2 separate regions of the Homo sapiens genome follow, and region 2 is linked to region 1. Evidence: read pairs that join two places in POLR2A ChIA-PET (ENCODE). Cell type or tissue: OCI-LY7. All regions are shown on one strand. Each heading gives the region's core, and the rest is flanking DNA. Links, peaks and the distances in the headings are about the cores only.

The links. Peaks named below come from ENCODE experiments on the same cell type or tissue, not always from the same donor. Only the 100,000 strongest peaks of a DNase experiment are listed, where the experiment ranks them.
Region 2: POLR2A ChIA-PET joins it to region 1 with 17 read pairs; 2 of 35 experiments call an interaction of 5 or more read pairs at or near these places.

What each region holds. Positions count from the first base shown.
Region 1 is chrX:41,617,444-41,620,365 of GRCh38, forward strand. The region is part of intron 11 of CASK (calcium/calmodulin dependent serine protein kinase); the gene reads right to left. Among named protein-coding and RNA genes, the nearest start is that of GPR34, 70 kb to the right of the region's middle. In OCI-LY7, for the core only: no CTCF peak of the experiment used is centred there; no DNase peak of the experiment used is centred there.
Region 2 is chrX:41,673,464-41,676,385 of GRCh38, forward strand. All of the region lies in intron 5 of CASK (calcium/calmodulin dependent serine protein kinase), which reads right to left. It also overlaps the pseudogene YWHAZP10. Among named protein-coding and RNA genes, the nearest start is that of GPR34, 14 kb to the right of the region's middle. In OCI-LY7, for the core only: no CTCF peak of the experiment used is centred there; no DNase peak of the experiment used is centred there.

The DNA of each region.
Region 1 (2,922 bases), core at 235-2,734:
GAGTTTTTATTCCATTTCTCCTTCATCTTTTCAAATGGAATAAATACATATTTTTGGCTTAACCTCAAAATCTGTCTTCACCCTTGATTATTTTAACACCTTCCATTAACACCTGTTCTAGTTCCGTTATTTCTTTCTTTGGGTATGACAAACAGAACCACAGAACACATTCTTGGTTGGATAGATGTGTGTATAATTGATATCTGTAGTTCAGTACCAACCATCTAAAAATCCCATGGTGTTTCAATTCATTATAAGATATAAATAGACACAAAGACACTTCTCGGGCTTCTCCATTGCTATTTGTTTTAGATTTTAAACCCCGAGGCAGTAGTGATTATTAATATAACACATGCAGCACATGCTAATTAAGATGTTACTAGTTTTCATTTTGAAGATCAATACTGTCACATATAAAATAACTATTTTTCTCAAAGACTAAAAAGGCTGTTTTTCCTATAAAACCTCTGAATAAACTTGTAACTATCTTGAAAACAAAATCAATCAATAAAAAGTACACAAGTTCACCTCAGAGGGCAGTTGATTTAACGGCAGGACTGTAGGTATCCTATTTACCTCTGTATTCTGGGGTGTACTTTGCAGAGTCCTTTGTACCAAGACACTTCATAAAATGGCCTGATTAAAATGATTTTTTTCTGAGTAAATTCTGAAGAATTGAAAACAAAGTATGAGAAAGACTTAACCACAGAAAACAATTTCTTTTATAGTACTGTTTCCTTAAAGCCACATTTGAAATTATTTTAATACTTATATTTGTATTAACAGCTTATAATTTCCAAAGTGCTTTTATACTTACTACCTTATGTGATTCCACAATAACCCTGTCTCTGCAGGCAAGTGTTTTTTTTGTTTTGAGACAGGATCTTGCTCTGTTGCCTAGGCTGGAGTGTAGTGGCGTGATCCTGGCTCACTGCAGCCTCGACCTTCTGGGCTTGAGCAATCCTTCCACCTCAGCCTTCCAAACAGGTGGGACTACAGGCACGCTACCATGCCTGGCTAATTTTTTAAAAAGTTTTTTGTAGAGTTGGGGGTCTCTCTCTGTTGCCCAGGCTATTCTCAAATTCCTGGGCTCAAGCAATCCTCCCGCCTCAGCCTCCCAAAGTGCTGGGATTATAGGCATTGAGCCACCATGCTTGGTCAGCAAGTGTTTTTATATTTGAAAAACCAGAGGCTCAGTAGGGTTAAATAACCTTTCCAAGGGCCACAGGCAATAAGCAGAAGATCAAATCCTAGAACCCAGGTCTCACTCCTAATTCAGTGTTCCTTCCATAATAGACTGTCCCCCACCCACAAAATCATGTTTTATCCTCAGCAATGCATCAGAATGATTTGCATTTGGTAATGAGGTGATGTCCAATTTCTTTTTTTTTTTTTTTTTTTGAGACAGAGTCTCACTCTGTCGCCCAGGCTGGAGGGCGGTGGTGTGATCTCGGCTCACTGCAAGCTCCGCCTCCTGGGTTCATGCCATTCTCCTGCCTCAGCCTCCCGAGTAGCTGGGACTACGGGCACCCGCCACCACACCTGGCTAATTTTTTTTTTGTATTTTTAGTAGAGAGGGGGTTTCACCGTGTTAGCCAGGATGGTCTCAAACTCCTGACCTCGTGATCCACCCGCCTTGGCCTCCCAAAGTGCTGGGATTACAGGCGTGATGCCTAATTTCTGTTCTCTCTTTAATCTCAATTTGATTTACCATATAAGGTTTTTTCCTAGCCCTTGGTCCAAACTTCCACATTCATGAACTTATTAGATACTATAATGCCCTGCCTTCAGAATAGTATTTTGTTTTCATAATTCATTTGGCAATAAAGTTTGTATCTAAAAATCAGGTTTATAATCATACTTTTTTTTTTTTTAAATAGAGATGGGATCTCACTATGTTGTGCAGGCTGATCTCAATCTCCTGGCCTCAAGCAATCCTCCCACCCCAGCCTCTCAAAGTGCTGGCAAGGCATGAGCCACCATGACTGGCCTGCACATTTTAACTTTGAATACTTCTACTTTTTCAAATAATCTCACCAGTACAAACAAGTTTTTCAAAAGTTTTCTGCTACTATTATGAAATAATAGTCAAAAAAAGCATAAATATGTCAACTGTTTAAAAAATGTTTCTATTTCTTTAAAGAGAAATATGCTTTTAAGGTCAATAAAAGCTTTGAGTCTAGAATAATCTCATTACGAGAGTGGAAGTCTCATAAAAAGGTTGACCAAGTAAAAATAAACCAAAAGGAGGACAGAAAAATAAACAGTCAAATGTTTAGACTAAAAAGTTCTCAGTGTTAAAGTAGGCTGAGTATGTCTTAAAAGTTTTTCCCCTTACATTTTACTACGAAAAGCTTCAAACATACAGAAAGTTTGAAAGAATCGTGCCCACCACCTAGATCCTACATATGTTGACAGTTTGCTGTATTTGCTTTATCACATGTCTACCCATCTATCCATCAGTTCACGTATTTTTCATTCATTTCAAATTAAATGGCAGTGGCCAGCATTAGTACACTTCACCCTTAAAGACTTCAGCAAAGATTGCAATGCTTATTTTTCTCTCTGAGGTAAAATTTACATAGAATGAAATACACAAATCTTAAGTGTACCATTCAATGAGTTTTGATATACCCAAGTTTTCACTGTAATTGTTTCAATAAAGATTTGTGTATTTCTTTTTTTTTTAAATAGTACAAACTTTATTCATAAATAAAACTTCATAAAGATAAAAGCAGGGACATTTCCTGTTTTTAAAAGGGAATAGTGGAAGGCAGTATGCCATCTTATTTAAAATCACAAGTTAGGTTTTTCAGATGGATGACAGTTGAGATCATTAAATCCCATTCCTGCTTCTCAGATTTTCACAAAATAACACATTAAATTCTCAATGTGTGTGTATTTCTTAATTTACAATGTATA
Region 2 (2,922 bases), core at 98-2,597, 56 kb after region 1:
TTAACAGAATGTAAAGCCAGGTAGTATTACTTGTTAGGAAGTAAAATTAAGCTGGTAAGGAGGTGTTATAGGGATGGGGACTAGGGAATTGCTATTTTAGTTGGGGTCAGAGAAGGCCTCTCTAATGGGTAATATCTGAACAGAGACCAGAACGAAGTGAAAAAGCAAGCCACATGGAAGCAAGTTCCAGATGAGAAGAACAGCCAATACAAAGGCCCACAGGAATAAGGAGGGTTGTTTGGAGAAGAAGAAGGAAGCCCAGTGTGTCTGGAAAGGCATGAGAGCAAGGGGCAGAGCGGTGGGAAATGTGATCTGAGGGATGATCAAAGGTGTAGGGCCTTGAAACTGTGGTGAGAACTCTGGGTGTTTTTTTTTTTTTTTTTTTTTTTGCCTCCCATCATCAATATTTATTGAGCATTTACAGTGTACTAGGCACAACAGAACATACAGAAAACATTGTCCCTGCTCTTGAGGAGCTTACATTCTAAAAGAAAAAATATACCTCTTTTAAAATGGCATTTTTGTTTGGTGTTTTCTGCAAAGTACTGAGGAAATATTTTGTAAAGTGAGCTTTGGGTATAACTTAGCCCCATCATTATTTAGAGAACAGAGGAGGAAGAAAGAGGAAGGATTTTAAAGGCAGACAATGACAAACCATTCAGGATAGGCAGGGTTTTAAAGGGAGATAAACACAATCTCATCAACTAAGGAGAGATTTGCTGCAGTAAATAGGATGAGGGAAATAGTCTGTGGGATGCAAGCAAAGGAAGCAGGGTGCCTTAGACACTGAGTGGAGCCAGAAAGGTCATGCGGCCTTTTTCCAAGTACATGGCCACCAAGTAGGAATGGTTGGTGACAAGACAGAAGGCTAAAAAAGGAAGGTAATCTTGTGCACCTGACAAATAGAATAAAGGATCAAAATTGAAGGCAGACTATAAGAGTATCAAGAAATTCTTAAAAACCAAAAAGTGATTTGGAAGCACAAAACTTATAGTTAATGCTACCCAATGTCATGACGGGCCAAGAACATTGTGGCTTCCTAAGTTAGAAAATGCCATACGCCAAAATTTTAAATGGAACATATTACATTTTTTTCTAATCAATCTCCCCTCTCCCAAAAAAATTGGAACTCATTTTTTTCAGGGTGGGGAGGAAGAGAGGGGATCACGGGACATGGAAACAGTAGTTATATTAGTAGTATTTTTGTTGTTATGATAAATTTTGTGTTTAAACTTGGTAAAAGCCCATTAGCTGCCAAGAGGGAATAAGGAATAAATTTCAAAAAATGTACAATTTCCTTTAGAGAAGTTTCAGAACCAAAAGACTAATTTACATGAAAAGCTGTAGAGAAAGTAGTTGAAAAGTCCATTCATAAAACTTTTATTCCACTTACATGAATTTAATACATGTGTTCTTAACAATTATGCTTGGATTGTTATACAGCACATGCATGTTAGGCAAGTATCAAAAAAAAAATCACAAAAGCAAAAAACCTAAAAAAAAAAAGTTAAATACATGGGTTTTTGTTTTACTGCTGTGCTTGATACAGATGAAGTAATGAATACCAAGCAATTCATTTTTCCTGCATCTTTACTTTTACATTTGTTCTTAGGTTGCCTAAAACATTTAGATACAAATAAAATGAGTGTAGCAAAAATAATGAAAGCTAACAGCAGGTAACTTTACAAATAATGGAATGTGAACCGTTTCTGCCCTTATCCAGAGTAAAATGGGTCACAACTTTGTCTAAAGGAACACTTCTGCAGTTGTAGTCAAAGGTGTGCACATTGAGATTGAGTATTCCACAGATATACATGGTTTAATATGTGGTATCCATGGGGTATGTTTCTACCACAGCCTTGTAAGTGCTCCAAACCTTAAAGTACCCACAATTACTACACCTGTGACTGGAACCAATGATCCCTTTTATTCCCCACCAGGACAAACCAATATGTAGGCAGTTTTCTTTGCTTGGACAGGGAAGCAGTTTTACCCTGGCCCTTGTGAAGCCACAATGTACCAAAAGTACTATGCCAAACATTTATAACTTGTATAAAAATTCCACATCCCCATATTGGCCACCTCAAGATGAAAACAGGTAACTCCCTAAATGTTAACTGGCTCTACTCCCCTAATATTAAACATGAAAACCACATGGGAAACATAGAAATTCAAATAGAAGTAACATAAACCTGTCATAAATCGTAAATAAAAAACTTTGTGGGACAGCATGGATGACAAATGGTCTACTGTGTAAATTTTAGAATGAGGCACACAAAAGTTGGAAGGCCGGTTAATTTTCCCCTCCTTCTCCTGCTTCAGCTTCGTCTCCTTGGGTATCTGATGTCCACAATGTCAAGTTGTCTCTCAGTAATTGCATTATTAGCATGCTGTCTTTGTATGACTCTTCAATTAATGTATCAAGTTCAGCAATGGCTTCATCAAAAGCTGTCTTTGCAAGAGAGCAGGCTTTCTCTGGGGAGTTCAGAATCTCATAATAGAACACAGAGAAGTTAAGGGCCAGACCTGGTCTGATAGGATGTGTTGGTTGCATTTCCTTTTTGCTGATTTCAAAAGCTTCTTGGTATGCTTGTTGTGACTGATCCACAATCCCTTTCTTGTCATCACCAGTGGCAACCTCTGCCAAGTAATGGTAGTAATCTCCTTTCATTTTCAAAGAGAAGACTTTGCTCTCTGCTTGTGAAGCACTGGGGATCAAGAACTTTTCCAAAAGAAACAGTACATCATTGCAGATATCTCTTAGCTCCGTATCAACTTTCTCTCTGTATTCTCGAGCCATCTGCTGTTTTTTCTCAGCACCTTCCGTCTTTTGTTCAATACTTGAGACGACCCTCCAAGATGACCTACGGGCTCCTAAAACATTTTTATAAGCAACTGAGAGAAGATTCCTCTCCTCATTGG